2 separate regions of the Homo sapiens genome follow, and region 2 is linked to region 1. A link is a loop called in an ENCODE intact Hi-C map of the cell type or tissue named here. Cell type or tissue: heart right ventricle. All regions are shown on one strand. Links, peaks and the distances in the headings refer to the core of each region. The heading gives the core; the rest is flanking DNA. Region 1 overlaps RFX2 (regulatory factor X2). Region 2 overlaps CATSPERD (catsper channel auxiliary subunit delta).

The links. Peaks named below come from ENCODE experiments on the same cell type or tissue, not always from the same donor. Only the 100,000 strongest peaks of a DNase experiment are listed, where the experiment ranks them.
Region 2: it touches region 1 in a loop (6-fold over the local background); 18 of 110 quality-filtered maps call a loop at or near these places.

The regions. Positions count from the first base shown.
Region 1 is chr19:6,015,414-6,032,005 of GRCh38, reverse strand. RFX2 (regulatory factor X2) reads left to right here. Exons shown (of 18, transcript NM_000635.4): 6 at 5,769-5,843; 7 at 15,735-15,916. RANBP3-DT (RANBP3 divergent transcript) reads right to left here. Exons shown (of 4, transcript NR_046376.1): 3 at 12,063-12,170; 4 at 11,643-11,956. Among named protein-coding and RNA genes, the nearest start is that of RFX2-AS1, 39 kb to the left of the region's middle. RefSeq lists enhancers at 13,119-13,620, 16,497-16,592. In heart right ventricle, for the core only: CTCF peaks have their summits at 9,326 and 9,526 (motif pointing right); a DNase peak (open chromatin) is centred at 9,535; H3K27ac peaks cover 1,293 bases.
Region 2 is chr19:5,776,455-5,783,390 of GRCh38, reverse strand. It overlaps CATSPERD (catsper channel auxiliary subunit delta), which reads right to left. Exons shown (of 22, transcript NM_152784.4): 22 at 4,657-5,015. The coding sequence ends at 4,715. PRR22 (proline rich 22) reads left to right here. Exons shown (of 3, transcript NM_001134316.2): 3 at 1-431. The coding sequence ends at 413. Among named protein-coding and RNA genes, the nearest start is that of PRR22, 4.8 kb to the left of the region's middle. RefSeq lists a silencer at 2,481-2,659. In heart right ventricle, for the core only: no CTCF peak of the experiment used is centred there; no DNase peak of the experiment used is centred there.

The DNA of each region.
Region 1 (16,592 bases), core at 8,431-10,930:
TTAACTACAGCAGGTTTGGGAGTGGCCCTCTCTGTCTCGTGTCTCCATATTTGGGTTTTTGGGGAATGACCTCCTCTCCCTCCCTACACCATGGCCACTTCTAGCTCCAGAATGAGCTATGATCATGCCACTGCACTCCAGCCTGGGCAGCAGAGAGAGACCCCACCTCTTTTTTAAAAAAGAATGCAGAGGCATCAAACTGTCCTAGAAGTCACTGTATTTTTCATCACCACATGCTCACATTCTAAAAGATGTTTTTAAGAGAGGAGAGAAAGAGGCTGGGTGCAGTGGCTCACACCTGCAACCCCAGCGCTTTGGGAGGCCAAGGCGGGTGGATCACTTGAGGTCAGGAGTTCAAGACCAGCCTGGCCAACATGGTGAAACCCCACCTCGACTAAAAATACAAAAATGAGCTGAGCATGGTGGCGGGCACCTGTAATCCCAGCTGCTCGGGAGGCTGAGGCAGGAGAATTGCTTGAACCTGGGTGGTGAAGGTTGCAGTGAGCCAAGATCGCAACACTGCACTCCAGCCTGGGCAACAGAGTGAGACTCGATCTCAAAAAAAAAAAAAAAAAAAAAAAAGGGAAGGAGAAGAAAGAAAGGAAATACTAGTTTCATTTAAGAATGTCCTTGATGAAGCAGTAAAAATTATTAATTTTATTAAATTTCAACTCTTGAGCACACATCTCTTTACTATTGTGTGTGATGAGATGGGAAGTCCACCAGAGTACAATGACCACCTCCAAGAAAAGCCTGTGTGTGCTTGATTGACGTGTGGGCAGAACTAGCCATGGTTTTCCTAAAACTCCATTTCTGCTTGAAAGAATGACAAACTATGATTATTCGGACTCAGGTATTTGGCAGACATGTTTCCAAAAATGAACAAAGCCTGACATATTAAGAAAAACAGCTGGCAGGTTTTTGTGGCCAATGATAAAATTCAAGTTTTTAAACAAAGAAATGAAAATTTTGGAGTTGTGTCTGCCAACCAGGAACCTGACAACTTCTCAAAGTTAGTGACTTTTCTGATGAGGTTGGTGGTGATATTAATGAATGTGATTTCTTGACACTATGTAATGAAATGTGGCAATGTCTGGAAGATCTGCAAACTCAGTAAACTCATGTTTTTCAAGTGACCAGTATATGATGTTACAAAACCATACCCATTAGTAAAATACTCATTCAAGTTGCAAGGGAGACTAAAATTACTTTTTGAAATTAGTTATATGTATATTTTTTATTGAGATAGAATGTATGTAACATAAAATTCACCATTTTGCAGTGGACAGTTCAGTGGCATTTAATACATTCACAGTGTGGTACAATCACCATTATCTAGTTCCAGAATATCGTCATCACCCTGAAAGGAAACCCCATCCCCACTAGCAGCCACTCTCCATTGTCCCTTCTTCCATCTCCTGACAGCCACTAATCTGCTTTCTGTCTCTAGGGATTTGCCAATTCTACATATTTTATGTAAAAGGAATTATATAATATATAGTCTTTTGCATGAGGCTCATCCATGTTGTAGCCTGTGTCAGAACCTTATTTTTTTGTGTGTGGCTAAATTATTCCATTGTATGGATGGACCACATTTTGTTTATCCATTCATCTGCTCATTGACATGTGGGTTTTTCCGCTTTCTGGCACTTTGATTAAGTCGTTTCACTGCCCTCTGGCCTCCATGGTTTCTGTTGAGAAATCAGCCATTACTCATATTCTGGATTCTTTGTTTGTGACGCCACTTCTCTCCTACTGCTTCTAGGATTCTCTCTTTGTCTTTGCCTTTCAACAGTTTGATTATAATGTGTCTTTGGTGTGGATTTCTTTGAGTTTATGCCACTTAAAGTTTGTTGAGTGTATAGATTTAGTTTAGAGTGTATAGATTCATGCCTTTCATCAAATTTGGGAAGTTTTCAGCCATTACTTATTCAAATAGACTTTACCACTTTCTCCCTCTCCTCTCTTTCTGGGACTCCTATTGTGTGTTTGTTGGTAAGCTTGGTGGTGTCCCACAAGTTTCTTAGGCTCAGCTCATTTTTCTTCATTCTTTTTTCTTTCCGCTCCTCAGACTGGGTAATCTCAATTGACCCATCTTCAAGTTCCCTGATTCTTTCTTCTGCCTGCTCAAATCTGCTGTTGAACCTCCCCTAGTGAAGTTTTCATTCCAGCTATTATACTTTCAACTCCAGAAATTTTATTTGGTTCCTTTTTACAATTTCTGTCTCCTTATTGATATTCTACTGGTGAAACATCACTCTCATGTGTTTTTTTGTTGTTTTGTTTTGTTTTTGTTTTGATATGGAATCTCACTCTGTCACCCAGGTTGGAGTGCAGTGGCGTGATCTCAGTTCACTACAAACCCCGCCTCCCAGGCTCAACAGTTCTCAGGCCTCAGCCTTTCAAGTAGCTGGAATTACAGACGCCCACCACCACGCCTAGCTAATTTTTGTATTTTTAGTAGAGACAGGGTTTCACCATGTTGGCCAGGCTGGTCCCTGAACTCCTGACTTTAAGTGATCCACCCAACTCACCCTCCCAAAGTGCTGGGATTACAGGTGTGAGCCACCACACCCAGCCTGTCATGGTTTTTTATAGTGCTTTGTACATGATTTCCTTTAGCTCTTTAAGTATATTTTATATAGTTGATTTAAACTCTTTGTTTCATAAGTCCAGTGGCTCGATTTTCTCAGAGATAGTCCTATTTATTTATTTCTACATATGGGCCATACTTTCTTTTTTTTTTTTTGCGTGCCTCATAATTTTTGTGGAAAACTGGATATTTTGAATAGTTTAACATGGTGACGCTGAATATTGGATTCTTCTGTTCTCCCCAGGGTTTGCTGTTGCTGCTTATAGGTGTTGTTGATCGTTTGTTTCATGACCTTTCTGAACTAATTTTGTAAAATCTGCATTTTTTTTTTTTTTTGAGACAGTCTCACTCTGTTGGCCAGGCTGGAGTGCAATGGTGTGATCTTGGCTCACTGCAATCTCTGCTTCCCGGATTCAAGCGATCCTTCTGCCTCAGCCTCCCCAGAAGCTGGGATTACAGGCATGTGCCACCACACCCACCTAATTTTTTTTGGTATTTTTAGTAGAGACAGGGTTTCACCATGTTAGCCAGGCTGGTCTTGAACTCCTGGCCTCAAGCAATCCACATGCCTCAGCCTCCCGAAGTGCTGGGATTATAGGCGTGAGCCACCGTGCCCGGCCAAAATCTCTATTCAGTTACCTTAGTGGTCAGCTAGTGATCTGACGAAAATTTCCTTAAATGCCAAGTTTCATCTTTTTTTTTTTTAATTAAGGGTTCACCTGTTTGCCATAATCTTTTAATTCATTTCCAGAGTTCTGATAAAGTCGATTCTGACAATTTTTGCCCATTTTTTGACTGCTTTTGTGAAGGGATGGGTTCTAGAGTTCCTTACTCTGCCATTGTCATGGATGTCAGCTCAAGATTAATGGATTTTAATGTAACTGAGGATGAAAAGCTCGTTGATATGGTTTCAGATTCCACATTGCAGCTAACCTTTAAGAAATTACCAGCTGTCAAGTGTTGCTATAGTATCAAGTAAAAATATCCCCAGTTATCTGAAAAGGCTATTAAAACAGTGCTCCTTTTCCAACTATATATCTGTGTGAGGCCAAGTTTTTTCAATGTACTTCAACTAAAACAGTATACAATAACAGATGGAGATACAGAAGTAGATGTGTAGAGTTGTCTTCTGTAAGTCACGCACTCTACAGATTTGTGAAGATGCGGAATCATTCCACTCTTCTTTTGGTTTTGTTGTTTTTTTTTTTAATTTGGAAAGTGTACCTATTCTTCAAGTGTTAACCTATAATGGGTTTATTATTTTTTAATGAATTAATACATCTTTTTAAAAATTATCTATTTTGATTTCTAATAAGGGAAATAATACATTTAACTTTTAAAAACAAAAGCAGGCAGGGTGTGGTAGCTTATGCCTGTAATCCCAGAACTTTGGGAGGCCGAGGTGGGCGGATCACTTGAGGCCAGGAGTTCAAGACCAGCTTGGCCAACGTAGAGAAATCCCGTCTCTGCTAAAAAATACAAAAATTAGCTGGGTGTGGTGGCACATGCCTATAATCCCAGCTACTCAGGAGGCTGAGGCATGAGAATCACTTGAGCCTAGGAGGCAGAGGTGGCCCTGAGCCGAGATCACATCACTGCACTCCAGCCTGGGAAACAGAGTAAGACTCTGGCTCAAGAAAAAGATAAGTAAATAAAGCTCTTTTTCAGGGGTGGGTGGTGAAATCTCAAAATTTTGTAATAGTGTATTTTTTAATAGACCAAATGATTGAGACCCACTATGTTGGAGAGACAGTGTTTTCTTCTCCTTCCCAGTCTGCTGGGCACTGGACAAGGCCCCCTGAGATTAGGGCAGACTTCCAGAGGTCATGCACTCTGCTCTCCCGGCACCCATAGGTGAGCGATGTCCCACAGGGAAGGTGCCACAGGGCAGTACTCACGTGGCTGCCCAAGCTGCAGATCAGAATGGCCCCAAGACATGGGGGTGGCATGTGTGTTTTTTCTATCATAGAGGTGGCGATTGCCTTCTCATCGCCTGCACCCTGAGGCTGATGGGTGGGAGAGGTCTCACCATCCTACTTTCCCCTGGTCCTCCAGTGTACCTTCTGCACTTCTTAAAGGTGACCCTGACGTCCTCCTTGGCTTGAAGCAAGGGTAGCTAATGAGAGAAGGCAGAACCACCGTGGTCGGAGGCCGTGGGAGAAGCAGTTACCCTCTCATTCTTGAACTCAGCTCCGCTCGCCTGCTCTCTGAAATACACACTCAACCTGCTCTTTGCAGAAGTGTCAAGTCTTTGGCCTCCTTAAGAAAGGAAGCATATACTTCAAGTTCATCTCCTCCCGCTTCAGTCCTCTGGTCGTCAGGGTGGGCTGCAGCAGATTTTACGTCGCTGTTTTCCGTGTGCGAGTCTAGGACAAACCAAATGCGTGCGAATGCCTTAGTGGCCACGCACAGCTGTGTGCCTCCTCCATCGCGTGGACCTGCCGCCCACCTCCCTCCCCACCTCCATCAGGTCCTTCAGGATCCAACTCAAAAGCCCCTTCCTCCAGGAAGTTCTGCTGTTAGCTGCCCAACTCTTTCTTCCAAAACTCTTTTCTCTTTTCCAAAAATCTTCTTCGCACAGCTCCCACTGGGTAAACATTCGCCAGACAGTGTCCAGTGGCCCTGGATCCTACGGCCTCCTGGTGGCAGGGTCTGAGTCTTTGGCCTCGCTGCTATTTTCCCAAAGCCTCCAGCAGCGGGGAGACCCTGGGATTTGCGACAGGACAGCCTGGCTGGGGAGTCAAGGCTGCCATCTCTCCTTGCTTTCATTCTGGTTCCCCATCGATGTGGCGTGGGGAAAGGAGCAGGTGACTATGATGCTGGCTTGGCTGACACTGGAATGGATGCAGTGGCTGCATATTAATGCTACGGCGTGCACACACATATGCCAGGTTAAAGTTCAGTAGCAAGTTTTTACAACATGATTTCTGCTGCTTCTGTTGGACGGGCTCTCGGGCTTACCTACGTGTGCGAAGCAACACTCCCTACCGCAGCTTTCATGCACAATTTAACTCACCCCCGCCCTGCCTGCGTGGAGCCTCATTTTTATTTTGTAGGAGCTCGAATCATTATTTGGATATTAATAAAAACAAATCTTGGCTGATGCTAACCATCTGATTTCCTTTTTTTTTTTTTCCATTTTGTTTTGTTTTGTTTCTGCACACATTTTCTTTAGCTTGAAATGGCGATTGAAAACCTCCAAAAAAGCGAAGGAATCACATCACACAAAAGCGGTTTACTCAACAGCCATGTAAGTGTGCGTCTGACCTGGCAACCTGTCCCTGCTCTGCTTGTAACCTGCATAGACATTTTTAAGACAAATGAAGGCAACCAGGTGCGGTGGCTCACACCTGTAATCCCAGCACTTTGGGAGGCCAAGGCGGGTGGATCACTTGAAGTCAGGAGTTTGAGACCAGCCTGGCCAACATGGTGAAACCCCGTCTCTATTAAAATAGAAAAATTAGCTGGGCATGGTGGTGGGCGCCTGTAATCCCAGCTACTTGGGAGGCTGAGGCAGGAGAATCGCTTGAACCCGGGAGGCAGAGGTTGCAGTGAGCCGAGATCACGCCACTGCAGTCCAGCCTGGGCAACAGAGTGAGACTCCATCTCAAAAAAAAAAAAAAAAAAAGAAGAAGACAATAAAATGACACCTTTAAAGTGTCATTTGTGAAAGGTGGTTGAGGGGAAGCCAATCTAGAATCCTACATCCAGCAAAAAATACCCTTCAGCAATGAAGGAGAAATCAAGACAGATTCTTTATTTGTAAAAGGTAGATAATAACAACACCTACCTCCTCGGGTTGTCATAGGGAGTAAATTATTTAATGTACGTAAAATACTTTCAACAATACCTGGCAGGTGATAAGCAGTATAGTTATATATGAAAAATAAAAACAATACAAAAATCAGCAACAGCAACAAAAAAGAGAGAAAATGACATAGGATCGGGAATGCCTTAGACTCTTAGCTAATTTTCTTGGGATCCTCTCTTGGAAAGAAACAGTAATTTGAGAAAAGCATAAAGCAGCTAATTCATACAGATTTTAGCGTCTAGGATTTTTCTCCTCCCCTTGTCTCTTGGGAGAAGACCGTGATCACAGTCCCCATGACAGGAGGTTGGGGGCATCTCAGCTCTGCACAGCCCTGTAGCAGGATGGGACTGGGGGACGTGGCAGGCTCCGTCTTTATTTCCAGGGACAACAGAGAAGGAAAGCTCTGGCCCCCTCAGACTCATCGCTTTCACTTCTCCCCAAACGCTCTTGATTCGGTTTTGCACATAGCTGGAAATGTGTTCGGCATCTTAACACTGGGACGGGCCATCGAAGTCAGAATGTCCTTCTAGTAGTTGCTCTCTAGCACTTAAACTGGGCTCTGACATTCTCTTGAGAATTCAGACATCAGAGAAGAAGTCCCCTTCAGTGGACCCCAGTCATCACCGTGATCCCGTCCTGACTCCCGTCCTCACCGTGATCCCGTCCTGACTCCCGTCCTCACCGTGATCCCGTCCTGACTCCCGTCCTCACCGTGATCCCGTCCTCACTCCCGTCCTCACCGTGATCCCGTCCTCACTCCCGTCCTCACCGTGATCCCGTCCTCACTCCCGTCCTCACCGTGATCCCGTCCTCACTCCCGTCCTCACCGTGATCCCGTCCTCACTCCCGTCCTCACCGTGATCCCGTCCTCACTCCCGTCCTCACTGTGATTCCATCCTGACTTCTGTGCTGGCCGATGTGTAAAATGAGGCGTTATCAAAAGGCAGTGAGTGATTCTGGGGGCAGAAAGTGATGTAGGACAGGTCCAGAAACCTGGGTTATGGGTTAGGTACAGGTGTGGTCACCTGCTCACCGCAGCCCCTGACGAGGCCTCTGCCCTTTGCCTCAGGGGGCTGGTCACTAGAAGAAATGGCAGAAATATTTCCTTCTGCCGATTGTCTTGAAGCAAAAAAGACAAAACAAAACAAACACCATGCCAGACCCCTGCTCAGTGCCCCGCCCCTCTCCAGGCTGGGTAGGACATGGTCATCCTGTCATCTGTCACTGCTGGATGACATCCTCCCTGTAGATGAACTCAGGGAGAAGGGAGTCTTCCACACGTGCTTGGAGAGAGGATCTCCCCAGCCCCCAGTCTTAAACTCAGAGCACATACATGGGAAAATGTGCAGAATACCATTCCCCATTCAGCAAGGATCAGGCCATCTTCAGCCTGAACGCAAACCCATGCGGGTCCAGGGTATCAGCCCTGGGCGAGAGGGCTGCGTGACCCAGGCAGGATGGGGGTGCAGAGCCTGGACAGGCAGCAAGTCCACGGGAGAGTTAAAATGTCTATGGGAAAATGGGCTGGGCACGGTGGCTCACGCCTGTAATCCCAGCAGTTTGGGAGACCAAGGCGGGTGTACCACTTGAGGTCAGGAGTTCCAGACCAGCCTGACCAACATGACGAAACCCCATCTCTACCAAAAATACAAATATTAGCCGGGCGTGGTGGCACATGCCTGTAGTCCCAGCTACTCTGGAGGCTGAGACAGGAGAATCGCTTGAACCTGGGAGACGGAGGTTGCAGTGAGCTGAGATTGCGCCACTGCACTCCAGCCTGGGAGACAGAGCGAGACTCCATCTCAAAAAAAAAAAAGAAAAAATGTCTATGGGAAAATGCATGAGCCGCTTGTCTCTGGCTGCTGGGATCCTTCCTGCTTTCTAACACTTCATCCGAAAGGCAGACTTTCTCAGGTCGCTTCCCCGATGAAGATTCGTATTCCCGAGCTGAAGGTAAAATCTCTCGTTTCTTTTACTCACTGATGATTCGCTGTTGAGTTGTTTCCTTCTGTCATGAGCTGTGATCAGTAAGATTCCGGGCTTGGTGACTCGAAGCAAAGGAAGTAAAATAAGATCTTTCTAAAAAGTTCACCACACACACGGGCAGAATAAACTTAGATCTTGTTTTGGCAAATGTGAGAGCCAGAGAGGAAGAGAGGAGTTAAAGCACGTGATCTGCTGATGGACGGGGTGACGTGCCCTTGCAACGATTGTCCCCAGGGCTGCCTGTGGCTGAGACTGAGGTCGTGGTGGGCAGCGGCCTTCTGCAGGTCAGGCGGGGGCACAGCCACAGTGCCACCTCCCCTGCCAGCCTGACCCTGTGGCAGATAAGCCAAGTGTGTGGGAGCAGCTGGGCCCTGGAGACCCATTTTCCCAGTGGCCTCCCAGACCTCCCTTCTCAGACAGCCCCAGGCAGGTCGCCCCAGCAGCAGGGCCTGTGCGCCTCTTCCTTGCTGCCAGCTGGTGACGTCAGACCACCGTCTACCGTGTGCAGGGTTCTGGCCAGGTCAGTGCCGAACATAGGGAGTAAAAAAGGAGGAAAAGTCACTCCAGGGAGCTTAGCATTTGAGGGCAGAAGGTGGAAGACGTGGGAAACCCACCTAGGGAACCCCTCACAGACATCTCTGAGCGGAGCTGGCCACGTGTTCCGCGGAGCTGGTTCCCTCCTCTGCGCTGTCTCAGGAGGGAAGGTGTATTCAGGTGCTGGGAGCCTGGTAAAACGAGACAGCATTGTCCAGACCCAGCCGGTCAACAGGAGCTTCCCAGGCCTCCCCTCTAGGGGCTTGGACCCAGGGGGTCTGCAGGGCCTGGAGGTCTGCACATTGGAAGAACCTTCCAGCCAGCTGATGGTCAGCCTGGCGTGGAAACTCCCAGGGAGGAGGAGGCCCCCTAGCAGTGTCCAAACTGGAAAAGGGCATGATATGGCGCCGTGAAAATGGGGATTAGCTCTTCCAGAGGGAAGGGGACGGAGCCGGGGCTGGGGATGAAACATGTCTTCACCCGACCGGGTGTGGCAGGCCACCGACTTGAGCAGAAGAGGCGGCCTCAGCCCCTGGGGGCCACCGGGCTGCCCTCAGGCTACCAGCCGACCGGGACCCCGTAGCAGGTTCACCGAGTCTCTGTCACCATGAGGTGGCGCTGTCTGCTAAAGTAAACACATCACTTGCACACCCTGCGGGAGAGAGCTGCGTGTGGAAGAGTCGTATTTGGGTTATGTGACTTTTTGCTTTGAAATCAAGAAACACACATTGTCAAAGGTCATTTAGCCTTCAGCTGGTGACCTGTGTAGCCTGGCACGATGGCCGTGCTGTCCTGCAGGCCACAGTGGGGTTGCTAGAGCCGGCAGCTCCTCAGAAGGGGCCTCTGTCCAGAAGTGCCGCTGTTTTCCCTTGGAATTCCTGCCTGCCTCGGATTAGTGTCTTAGCTCAGTGCGTGGCCTCCACCCTCAACAACCCCTGCGCCTCCCACAACCCCTGCGCCTCCCGCCCACGGTCCCATCTGAGGCAGGGGCAGCCAATCTTCCAGGCGCTCGGCCCCCAACCCCACTGCGTCCTCGCCTCCTTGCTCCTCTCATGCCCACCCCCAGATGCTCTTCAACCTCACCTTCAAGAAAGATCCAGAACCAGGTGGCACCCCCCACCTCCTCCACTTCGACTACTTCCCGAGCCGCCACTGTCCCTGTGGATTCTTTCGGCCACCTCCTAGCCAGCCGTCAGCACCCACCCCTACCCAGCCTCCAGCCCCTTCTCACAGCAGCCACCAGAGTGATCCTGCTAAAACCCAGGTCAGATCGCCACACTGCTCTGCTTGGAAGCCTCCAGGGCTCCCCTTGGCCCTCCAAGTAGAACCGAGTGTTGTCAAAATGGCCCACAAGGCCCTGCAGGACCCGCTCTCTCCCACTCCTCACTGTGCTCCAGCCACACGGGCCTCCTCGCTATTCCTCCAATGCACCAGGCTCGGACCTGCCCCAGGGCCTTTGCACTGTGGGGCCCTCTGCCTGAAGCTCTCTTCCCCAGGCTCCCCCTCACCTCCTCTGAGTCTTCACTCAGTGGGCACTTTCTCAGTGAGCCCTGCCTGACACCCCCACCCCACCTCAACTTACTATACCGTTGCAGTCCTCCCTCCAGTCCCTCCGTGGCGGCGACCCCATCCCCTTTCCCAGGTGAATTTCTCTGACGGCACTCGGCATCAGCCCTCATTCGGTTCATTTTACTTATTTATTGTGGGTCTCTGCCAGACAAGAACGGACGCTTCCAGGGGGCAGGGGTTTTTGTCTTTTATTCGCCGTTGCATCCCCAGCACCTAAACAAGGCCTGGCATAGAGCCAGCTCTCGTAAATATTTGTGGAATGGGTGAAAAGGTGGATGTTCCAAGTCGGATTATGTCAACACAGGGCACACCTGGACGGTTGGAATAGCTGCCCGAGCTGCTAGTGTATGGCCCGGTGAGACTCTAACTCACCACCAGGAGCCAGTGTCAGGCAAATTTGCCCCCAGGAATAGAAACAAGTATCTTAGGAGACAAAGGGGGCCAGGTAGGTGGGCATGATCCCTGCCTTCCCACCGGCAGGTGAGGATATCTGTCCACAGGGGCTGTGCCTGCAAAGAGCCCAGAACCACAGGCCTTTGTTGGGGGGCCGGGGAGAGGGAGGCGCTGGCATTTCGGGATTTTTTTTCCTTAAAAGGAATGATTTGATCCATTTCATCAAGAAGTGTGCTGTCCTGACAGATTGTGGCAAATGTGGGTACACATGTACATTTCCTTGGAAAGCGTTCTGCTTATTTGTGTTTGATATTGACACAGAAAGAATGCAAATATCAGCAGACAAAGCAGACTGCAGAACATGCCCAAACCAGAAAGGTGACTCCGTCCAGCTGCTGCCTTTCCTGGCATGAAGGTACCCGAGCCCTCAAGAGCAGGGGAGGTGGGCGAGTGTGGTTGGAGCGGCTGGACCCTCGTGGTCGGTTTCACGGAACTGACCTGTGATGCTTGCCGCAGTCTGACGTGCCGCCAGGTGTGGGCTCCAGCACCGAGGGATGGGAAGGCCCGGTGCATAAGTGGCTCCCAGCCTGCTGGTGAGGCGTAGACCCTGAACAGAGTCTGCAAGCCATACTTCGGTTCTAACCCCATTCTCCTCCCAGAAGTTCATCAACACAGAAGAGGGAGGAAATAGACGCGACTGTTCCAGCCGCTTCAGTCTTCTCTGTGGTTTCTTGATGTTGAGCAAGAAGGACTTGCTGTCAAGACAACTATGCATCCTTTTAGTGTCAATGTCAACGTAATTACCCAAGCAAAGGATTCTACTCTTAAATAGCCTGGGGGTTCGGGGGTAAACAGCAGAAGGATCATCTGTTCCAAAACTTTCTTTTTATGTGTGAGCCAGTATGTCCTCCTGGTGGATGGAGTCTTATACTCTAACCTCTCAGGACTCCTAGTCCAGTGCTCCTTCCAGCTCACCGCCCGCAAAATCTGGCCTCACAGTTTTAGCCTGAAAATCCGCATCGTCATTTGGCTCCTTGAGATGTGGTGTCACTGGCCTTGGCTCCTGCTGCCTGTGGAGGACAGTCTAAGAAGTGGCACCTGTGCCCCCAGCCTCAGAATGACCAAGGGAAGCCTCTGGCTTCTTCACCCAGACACCCTCTGTTGCTCCCCATCTACCTCCTTGGACAGTCTTTCTCTGCTGCCAGGCTTGAGACATCTCCAGGATCCTGCAGATGCTCACATGGGCAAACCTGGCTCCGTCTCCACCCTCAGGGAGAGCATAGTCTGCGGGGAACAGGCGATAAATCAATCAGCACACATGACAAATCCGGACGGTGAAGCCACTGGGAAGAAAAGCTTCAGGGCCCACACTGCAGCTCCCGACTGTCATCCCAACACTTCTGGAAGCTGAGGCAGGAGGATCACTTGAGCCCGGGAGTTGGAGGCTGCATGAGCCATGATTGCACCACTGCGCTCCAGCCTGGGGTGGTGACAGGATGAGACCCTATCTCTAAATATATATATATATATATATCCCTGTCTCTAAAAAAAAAAAAAAGTATATAAAAGTATATACACACACACACACACACACACACACACACACATACTCACACACTAACTTCAACATCAAGGTTGTGGTTCATAGTATTCATAGCATTAAATACAGGGAAGACTCCGGAGCTCTTAAGCTCTTAAGGGTCCAAGCACTCTGCCAGAGCCGGACTTTGGAGGAGAAAAAAGCAACACTGCCTCCATTGTATTGGAAAAAGTCCAGTCCAGAAAGTCGGAAGATGAAGGGTGTGAATGACTTGATGGAAAGTGAAAACTCTGATGTCCCTTTTCCCAAAGAGGCAAGTGAGGAAGAGATGAAGTCTCCACTCCGGGCCCTTCTCAGGGTCCTTTGTTTTAACTGCCCCTTATTCAAAGGACAAGAGGGCGGGGGTCCCTCCCTGTGGTTATGGGCACAGCCAAGCACATGGCACCCAATGCTGGACGGATGAAATTGGCACCTGCTAACGATGGCAACTGCTAACGATCACCTGCACTCATGGCGGGGGGGTGGGGGACACTGCACTTCACACAGGGCCCTGCAGGCGGCAGGAGGCAGACTTTGTGGTAGCAAGAGGGCGAGGGGTCCCTGGTGCTGAGGAGGAGGTGATAGGCTACTTGAGTGATTCAGGGGCGGCCAGGGAACCGGAATCCAAGCTCAGGGATTGTGGCAGGAACCACTCCTGTCCCTTTGGTAAGGAGGGATGTTTGGCCACGGGACTTACCTGCAGGAGCAGAGCTGGAGGGGAGCTTGTGGTCAGGAGGTCTGAAGCCCTCCTGGCTTGCCCCAGAGGCAGGACGTGAGGTTGGACCCACACTTCGAGGCTTACGCTTTGCTCCTCTTCATCCTCAACACCCACGTGGGCAGTGCCCCTGCTGGGTGACTGACTCTTCCCACCCCTTGGAGGTTTTGTCCTCAGCTCTTTGGTTCCAAAGTAACACATCTGGTCCCAATCTCTACCCTGAACTCCAGCCCAAGACTTAACTTCCCCCTTCCTAAAATGGAACTCAGCCCCGCAGCTCACCTGCAATTCGGCTTAAGAGACCTCCGCGTTCAGGCCCCACACACCCCTTCACCTGAACCTTTGACCTGTTTGTCCTCCTGTGAAACGTTCCAGAACCCAGGGCAGGTCCTCACTCCACTGTGGCCCTGGGTCAACCCCTGTTAGGGCTGGAGGGGCCAGGACAGGCTGGATCGAGTGGGTCTTAGATGAGATAAAAGGGGTTCTGAGGTGCTGGTCGCTGGTGCAGGGCTCGTCAGAACCACCCCATAGCACTATTTCATAAAAAGGAGATGAAGGCCGGGCGCGGTGGCTCACGCCTGTAATCCCAGCACTTTGGGAGGCCAAGGCGGGTGGATCACCTGAGGTCAGGAATTCGAGGCCAACATGGCAAAATCCCATCTCTACTAAAAATACAAAAAACATAAGCCAGATGTGGTGGTGCATGCCTATAATGCCAGCTACTCAGGAGGCTGAGGCAGAAGAATCACTTGAAGCCTGGAAGTGGAGGTTGCAGTGTGCCAAGATTGCGCCACTGCACCTCCAGCCTGGGTGACAGAGTGAGACTCCATTTCAATAAATAAATAATTAAAGGGAGATGAATGCTTTCTTCCTCCCCAGCTTCTAATGCTGAGTTGGGGGGGTGGGGATGGGGCAAACAGACAGGCAAACGTGACAGTGGGGCGGGGGGGTGCCATGGGTACGCTGTGGTGAGTGGACAGATATTTCCCAGGGGACACGCCTACTTTGTGTCTTGTGGGGTGTGCGGGGCACAGGGACAAGGGCTTCCCAGGCCAAGGGCTGTGCAGGAGCCCAACATGCCCGGTGGGGGAGGGCTGAGGACCCAGCACTGCCCACTCTGAAGGGCCCAGGCAGCAGGAGCCCTTCGGAGCTCTGGAAGCGGGGCTCAGCCTAGACAAAGCAGCTGACAGCCTCGCACAAAGGGGACCAGGTAGAGACAGCTGGTTTCCCCCGACGCTCTTGACATGGGATCTGGACTCGGGCCTCGCTTCTGTGCGTGGAATTCCTGTCTTTCTGCAAATCGCAGGCATCAGTGCAAGCCTTTTGTATTCACATAGCAGACCTCTCTGGATCAGGGGACAGACGATAGCAGAGGGAGAGGTGGAAACCAGAATTAAGCCGCAGTCTTTAAGGCACCTGGGTGAGGGCATCAGTTGGTGGGCAGGCCACCTTTGCGTCCATGCCCAGTGTGGGGACTGAGCTCTTCGTGTGGACAGTTCTCGCAGCCCTTCTAACTGGATGTTCACCTCTCGAGGCATAGTCCTTGGCTCGGGACTCATTTAGCCCATCTTTTTGTTTTGTTTCGTTTTTTGAAAGAGACGAAGTCTTGCCCTGTCGCCCAGGCTGGAGTACAGTGTGGCGCGACCCTAGCTCACTGCAGCCTCAACCTCCTGGGCTCAAGCAATCCTCCCACCTCAGCCTCCCAAGTAGCTATGTCCTGCCTTTTGACTTAGACACAAAACCGTGCATATAAGCATTTGTGTATTTTACTGAATTTCCATTTGTACCTCCCTCAATAAGGGATCTCAGTACATGTTAGCTCACTGCTCACTACAGAACACAGGGCTGTGGGGCCCCCGAGTCTTCTTCAATCTTCCTGTTCAGCAACAGAATTTCTCTCCATTCCTGTATGTTGGGGAGCGATTTGGTGTTAAAGCCTGTGTGGTGTGTGGGTATTTCATTTAAGGGACTGAAGACAGAAGCTAATAGTTCCTGATCACACCCAGATGTTTACAAATTAAGTCCAGGAACCTGAAAACCAGGCTAAACATGAAAGAATCAATAAGCAAAAGAAAATGAGGGATTCATTAATCTGCTTAGAGAACTCAAATCAGTGACCATAAAGATGGATTTCTGGCCAGGCACGGTGGCTCACGCCTGTAATCCCAGCACTTTGGGAGGCTGAGGCAGGCGGATCACCTGAGGTCAGTAGTTTGAGACCAGCCTGGGCAACATGGTGAAACCCCGTCTCTACTAAAAATACAAAAACTAGCCAGATGTGGTGTCGGACACCTGTAATCCCAGCTACCTGGGAGGCTGAGGGAGGAAAATTGCTTGAACCCAGGAGACAGAGGCTGCAGTGAGCCGAGATTGCGCCACTGTACTCCAGACTGGGTGACAGAGCAAGACTCCGCCTCAAAAAGAAAGAAAAGATGGATTTCCTCATCCCATTTGGTAACACAGGGAACGCAAGTAATTCTCTTAATGAGTCCACGTTGGCATGTTAGCGTTCCTCAGGCTTCTGACAAACGCAGACGTGTCTTTCTTTTTACAGCTCCAGTGGCTGTTGGATAATTATGAAACAGCGGAAGGTGTGAGTCTCCCCAGAAGTTCTCTTTACAACCACTACCTTCGGCACTGCCAGGAGCACAAGCTAGACCCAGTGAACGCCGCCTCCTTCGGGAAACTGATCCGTTCTGTGTTTATGGGGCTGAGAACGCGGCGGCTGGGCACCAGGTGGGTAGACGATCCCCAGCCCACCTGTTCTTCCTCTTCCTTTCCCAAGAAATGGAGCTTTTGGGAAAATGCGAGGCTTCCTCCTCCTTTCCAGGTGGCCTGATTCGCAGCCACCTCTGGAGTGCTTGCAGTTACTTTCAATTGGCGGCAGCCTTGGCTGTGGCCAGGTGTAGCCCACGGTGTCGGCTTTAGAAGCCGGTGATAGGACGTGGGGATCACTCTGGTTTTCTCTCTCCTTTTGAAATTTCCCAAACAATACTTTTCTTTTTTTGTTTTAGAGCAGCCTCTGGGCCAGGTGTGGTGGTGCACACCTGAAATCCCAACAGTTTGGGAGGCCGAGGCAAGAGGATCACTTGAGACTAGGAGTTCAAGACCAGCCTGGGCAACATAGCAAGACCTCATCTCTACAAAAAAATTAAAAATTAGCCAGGCATAGTGGTGCACACGTATTTGCACACCTGTAATTTCACCTATTTGGGAGACTGAGAGGGGAGGAGCACTTGAGCCCAGGAGGTTGAGGCTGCGGTGAGCCACGATTGCACCACTGCACTCCAGCCTGGGTGACAGAGCAAGACCCTGTGTCAAACAAACAAACAAACAAAATGTAGCCTCTGGTTTATCCAGCAGAGCTGGATTTACCATTTCTCAGTGTTTTGTTTTTGAGACACAGCCTTGC
Region 2 (6,936 bases), core at 4,437-6,936, 240 kb after region 1:
TGGAGGACGCCATGAAGCTCTTCGACTGCCTGCCAGGCGCCTCTGAGCCTGAGGGTACCCTGTGCGAGGTCCCTGGGCCGGCCCTGCCTGACAGCAGTGGTGGGAACTCAGCCGATGACATCCGCTCGCTGTGCCTGCCCGAGGAGCTGCTGTCCTTTGACTACAGCGTGCCTGAGATCCTGGACACCGTGTCCAACGTTGACTACTTCTTCAACTTCAAGGCGCTCGACGAGGAGCAGCCGCCCCACCCGGGGCCCCCTGCCACCAACACCCCGGCCCCCATTCTGTCTGGCAAGAGAAAGGCCTCGACGGCCAAGAAGGGAAAGCCGGGAAGGAAGGCCAGGCAGCCGGCAGGCCCAGCCAGCGCCACTCCCCCGGGGCCCAGGGAGGACCTGGGAGCCACCCCGCATTAAAGCACATTTGACCTTTCAGCTCCATGTCCACGTGGGGGCCTTGGGGATGGGGAGGGGGCTGGAGATGCACGCCTGGCCCCTCACCCCATCATCCCGCGGACTGGCAAGGCAGCGCCCCCGGCCTCACAGTGAGGCCTCTTAGCAGGGGAGCCCCGGAATCACAGGACACCCTAAACTCCTTGAGTCCCAGCCCTGGAACATCAGACTCCTCTGGCAGAGGCAGGGGCCTCCTGGGGCACGAGGGAGCTGACCCCCAGACTCAACGCGTTCTAAGGGTTTTCACCCCTTTGTTTGGTGGGGGAAAGCAAGGCTGCCCAGAGCAGCAGGAACTTCCTTGGAGACACACAGCCATCAGGGCAGGGCTTGAGGAGCATCCTCCAGATCCCCACCCAGCTGCCTCCTGTCCCCAGGAAGCCACAGCCACTGCAGGCAGGGCGGGAAGGGCCACGCTCTTGTTCAGACAGACAGGTGGGTGCAGGGGCTTCACCTGATGGTCTGAGGGTGGGGGCTGGGGCAGGGATGAGACAGTGCCCACGCGTGAAGGGGTGGGGAGCACACGGCACCCAGGGGGCCTGGCATGTGCACCCAAGATGGAGACAGGAGACAGCACCTGGAGCCCAGGAGAGGGTCAGGGGCCCCACCCGGCCACACTTCGGGGTCCGGGGTGGCAGGGACAGCCTGGCTACTCGTTCCAAAATGGGATGGGCCCAGCCTCGGAAGAACGACCTCCGGGTGCTGGTTCCCGTCACTGCTTACCCACATCAGGGTCTCGAGAGCCCTCCTGGGGGTCCAGGCAGTGGCCACCTGTACCCTCCTCCCCTGAAACGCTCATGGTGGCCCTGGAGAGGCTGACCCCATTCCCCCAGGGACACATAAGGAAACAGGAGGTCGAGTGCCATCCAGCGCCTCCTGGGATGAGGACACCCCTCTGGGATGGGAACCTTCAGCCTACCCCTTCCCCAGGCTGCGGGCTGGATCTCCTGGGTCTCCGGAGTTTGGGTTTCAAGGCCTCTGCTTGGGGAGGCCCTGGGAGGCTCACCTAGAGTCCAGGAGGCTGATGGGTGTTTGGAGGCCGAGCAGAGACCATGGTCCCGGCTCTGTGTAGGGCACTGTGCCTGCTGCTCTCTGGAGCTACTCTCCCGGAAACCCTTATTCAAAAAACTCAGGAGGAGGCCAGGTGCAGTGGCAAACACCTGTAATCTCAGCACTTTGGGAGGCCGAGGCGGGCAGATCACTTGAGGTCAGGAGTTCGAGACCAGCTTGGCCAAAATGGTGAAACCCTGTCTCTACTGAAAATACAAAAATTGGCCGGGCGCAGCTTCTCACGCCTGTAATCCCAGTACTTCGGGAGGCCAAGGCAGGCAGATCACGAGATCAGGAGATTGAGACCATCCTGGCAAACACGATGAAACCCCAGCTCTACTAAAAATACAAAAAAATTAGCTGGGTGTGGTGGCGGGTGCCTGTAGTCCCAGCTACTCGGGAGGCTGAGGCAGGAGAATGGCGTGAACCCAGGAGGCGGAGCTTGCAGTGAGCCAAGATTGCACCACTGCACTCCAGCCTGGGCGACAGAGTGAGACTCCGTCTCAAAAAAAAAAAGAAAATGCAAAAATTATCTGGGTATGGTGGCAGGCGCCTGTAATCCCAGCTACTCAGGAGACTAAGGCACAAGAATTGCTTGAGCCCGGGAGGCAGAGGTTGTAGTGAGCCGAGATCACATCACTGCACTCCACCCTGGGCAATAGAGCAAGACTCCATTTCAAAAAACAAAAACAACTCCGGGTAGTGTCTCGGGGCCATGCAGCTGTGGCCCTCAAGACAGGGTCCCCCTGTCCCAGGGACTGTGCCATGTGCCCTCCTGGCATCTGCAGTGATCCCCATTCATCACTGTTTGACCCGTGGGGACACAGGCTGGGAGAGACTCCAAGTGCACTTTTGTTTTTTTGAGGCAGAGTTTCGCTCTTGTTGCCCAAGCTGGAGTGCAATGGCGTGATCTCGGCTCACTGCAACCTCCGCCTCCCGAGTTCAAGTGACTCTCCTGCCTGCCTCAGCCTCCCGAGTAGCTGGGATTACAGGTGTGCACCACCACACCTGGTTAATTGTATTTTTAGTAGAGACGGGATTTCACCATGTTGGTCAGGCTGGTCTCGATCTCCTAACCTCAGGGGATCCGCCCGCCTCAGCCTACCAAAGTGCTGGGATGACAGGCGTGAGCCACCGCGCCCAGCCCCAAGCCCACTTTTCTCAGCTGCTTTTCAACTCCTTCTCCCCGAAGCCTCATTAGGGGTATCTCTGAAACTAAAACCAGGTATCCCAAGTGTCGGGGAGGTCCTGGCTGATGAGGAAGTGGGGCAAGGACCTGGATCACTTTTCTTGAAGATTAATGTGGAGTGAGGGTCACACAGTGGATGTCTGCAAGGACCCAAGCAGTAGCTTTTTTTTTTCTTTCTGAGACAGGGTCTCGCTACGTTGCCCAGGCTGGAGTATAGCGCCGTGATCATGGCTTACTGCAGCCTCGACCTCCTGGGCTCAAGCGATCCTCCCACCTCAGCCTCCCAAGTAGCTGGAACTACAGGCATGCACCACCACACTCAGCTAATGTCTAAAAAAATTTTTTTGTAGAGATGGGGGGTCTTGCTATGTTGTCCAGGCTGATCTTGAACTCCTGGCCTCAAGTGATCCCCCTGCCCCAGCCTGTTGTAGCTATGTGGGGCAATTTAAAATGATCACAGAATATATATATGTATTTTTTAATATATATATTTTTATATATGTATTTTAATATATATTTATATATGTATTTATATATATGTATTTTTAATATATATATGTATTTATACATATTTTTATATGTATTTTTAATATATATATTTTATATATGTATTTTTTATGTATGTATATTTTATATATATATTTTTTTAACCAAAGAGTAATCGGAAGTCATGAGACTGACCAAATTTTCACTTAAAAGGAGATGGCTGACCCTGGTGCAGTGGTTCACTGAGAATCCCAGCACTTTGGGAGGCTGAGGCAGGAGGATCGCTTGAGCTCAGGAGTTTGAGACCAGCCTGGGCAATATGTCAAAACCCCATCTCTACAAAAAAAAATAGTAAAAAAACAAAATTACCCAGGCATGCTGGCGTGGACTTGTAGTCCCAGCTACTTGGGAGGCTGAGGTGGGAGGATCACTTGAGCCCAGGAGGCAGAAGTTGCAGTAAGCCAAAATCACACCACTGCACTCCAGGACAAAGGAGCAAGAATCTGTCTCCGAAAAAAAAAAAAAAAAAAGGTCGGGGGTGGGGCGGGCACGGTGGCTGACGCCTGTAATCCCAGCACTTTGGAAGGCCGAGGTGGGCAGATCATGAGGTCAGGAGTTTGAGACCAGCCTGGCCAACATGGTGAAACCCTGCCTTTACCAAAAATACAAAAATTAGCCAGGCATGGTGGCAGGCGTCTGTAATCGCAGCTACTCAGGAGGCTTAGGCAGGAGAGTTGCTTGAATCTGGGAGGCAGAGGTTGCAGTGAGCTGAGATCACACCACTGCACTCCGGCCTGGGCAACAGAGTGAGACTCCATCTCACTCAGAGAGATGGCTAACCCTAGAGCACTGGCCCATCCATAATCCCAGTACTTTGAGAGGCTGAGGCAGGAGGATCGCTTGAGTCCAGGAGTTCGAGACCAACTTGGGCAACAAAGTGAGACCCTGTCTCTACAAAAACTAAAAGTAAAATTAGCCATGTGTGGTGGTGGTTCCTGTAGTCCCAGCTACTCAGGAGGCTGAGGAGGGAGGATCACTTAAGCCTGGGAGTTTGAGGCTGCAGTGAGCTGTGATCACACCACCGCACTCTCAGCCTGGGCAACACAATGAGACCACACTGATACTTAAAAAAAAAAAAAAAAAAAAAAAAAAAAAAAGCCAGGCATGGTGGCTCATGCCTGCAATCCCAGCACTTTGGGAGGCCGAGCTGGGCGGATCACGAAGGTCAGGAGATCGAGACCATCCTGGCTAACACGATGAAACCCTGTCTCTACTAAAAATGCAAAAAAATTAGCTGGGCGTGGTGGCGGGCGCCTGTAGTCCCAGCTACTTGGGAGGCTGAGGCAGGAGAATGGCATGAACCTGAGAGGCGAAGGTTGCAGTGAGCCGAGATCGCGTCACTGCACTCCAGCCTGGGCGACAGAGCGAGACTCCGTTTCAAAAACAAACAAAAAACAAAAAAAATGGTGAATACATACTGCTTCCTGCTATGTTACATTATACTTTATTTGAAGACAAGGGGTTGGGACCCTGTGGACCGGCCTCAGTGGTCAGACCTGCCTCCGTGAGGAGTGCGGTGGCGTCCCGGGGGCTCTGTGCCTGCCCTGGCTGTGGCTGAGGCCCTGAACTGGCAGACCGTCTTGCATCTCCTACACAGCTGTGTCGCACACTTCTTGATCCTGCGGCCGCGTGCTGTGCGTAGCAGCTTGGGGGTCTTGTAGGCCAGCCAAACGGACCCCAGGATGCTGGAGATGATCAGTAGGATGACGACTCCAGCAGAGACCAGCTGCACGGGGAATGCTCCATACACGTAGATGCTAAAGATGGTCTCCAGTTGACAGTAGCTGCGGTGGGGGGAGGCGGGGAGAGGCTGTTGGGCATTGCCTTTGGGGGACTTCGCCTTATCTCTGGCAAAGGTGTTCAGACCCACAGGAGGGAGAACCAGGCCCACAGCAGTGACCGGGTATACCCACTTCTGTTTCCATCCACTATGCCTTTTTTTTTTTTTTTTTGAGTCGGAGTCCCTCTCTTGTCACCCAGGCTGGAGTGCAGTGGCACGATCTCGGCTCATTGCAACCTCCGCCTCCTGAATTCAAGCAATTCTCCTGCCTCAGCCTCCCAAGTATCTGGGATTACAGGCACCTGCCAACCATGCCTGGCTAATTTTTGTATTTTTGGTAGAGATGGGGTTTCACCTCGGCCAGGCTGGTCTCGAACTCCTGACCTCAAGTGATCCGCCCGCCTCTGCCTCCCAAAATGCTGGGATTACAGGTGTGAGCCACTGCACCTGGCCCACTTTGACTTTTATGGGTTTTTGTTTTGTTTTGTTTTGTTTGTTTTTTGAAACGGTGGAATCTGGCTCTATTACCCAGGCTGGAGTGCAGTGGTGCAATCTCGGCCCACTACAATCTCTGCCTCCCGGGTTCAAGCGATTCTCCTGCCTCAGCCTCCCGAGTAGCTGGGATTACAGGCGCCCACCATCACACCTGGCTAATTTTTAGTAGAGACGGAGCTTCTCCATGTTGGCCAGGCTTGTCTCGAACTCCTGACTTCAAGTGATCCACCTGTCCTGGCCTCCCAAAGTGTTGGGATTACAGGCGTAAGCTATTGTGCCAGGCCGACTTTTATGGGTTCTGAGTCAGCCATCCTCTCCATGCCCTCTGGCAGCTGTCACCAGGATCCCTATTCTCCCCCAATGCCCAGGCTCTGGCTAGAGAGGGCGGAAGGGGCAAATTAACTAAATGGTCCATCAACAACTAGGAAGTGGTGGGTGACAGTGGAGGCTAGGTCAGGGCAGGAAAGGTTCAGGGGTGTCACAGAATCCACGGCAGGGAGGGGGACAGTGCAGGTCACGTGATGCAGGGAGCACCTGTGGCACGGGAGAGTCCCACACATGTCTCCTCTCTCTGGTGGACATCCTCACCCTACCCAGTGCCTTCCACCTGCTGCCACCCCGGAGCTGATCCTCCTAGTCTGGGGCCTCTAGAGAAGGCAGGACCTCCACGTGTTTTTTTTTCAGGGGGTGAACTTTCATCCTACTGGAGAGGACAGGTGATAAGTGACAATGACTTCCAGTAGGGGTGAGGATATGAGGAAGATTTCCACCTGGTGTCCCCCTTCCAAAGGGACACACTGATCCACATGGCATGGCTTCGATGTGGCTTTATAATCTCCTCAGCACCTGTCAGTGCTAAATATTTAACAACTGGCTCTCAGAGGGGAAAGGCCTCCTGGGTAGTGTCTGCCAATTCCCGTAGTGTAAATATTTCCACTGTGGCTGATTCGAAGCCACTGACATGAAATTGATTGGTGTAAGATTCCTGAATTTTTTTTTTTTTTTTTGAGATGGAGTCTCGCTCTGTTACCCAGGCTAGAGGCCAGTGAGTGGCGCAATCTCAGCTCACTGCAACCTCTGCCTCCCGGGTTCAAGCGATTCTCCTGCCTCAGCCTCCCGAGTAGCTGAGATTAAAGGCACCTGCCACCACAGCCGGCTAATTTTTGTATTTTCAGTAGAGACGGGGTTTCACCAGGTTGGCCAGGCTGAAGATTCCTGAATATTTGAGAGTCTACTCCTGGTGAGCCAGTTTGAGCCAGCTCTGGCCCACAGCCATCAGCACACTCTAGCCATGGGGAGTAGGAGAGGGCGACTCAGGTGCGCCAGGGCAGCGGCACAGCCTCTGGTCACTGCTGTTCCCCCAGCACTCAGTGCAGGACTCTGAAATGAGTATTTAGTTCACATGGGAACAAATGTCACCCAGAACTTAA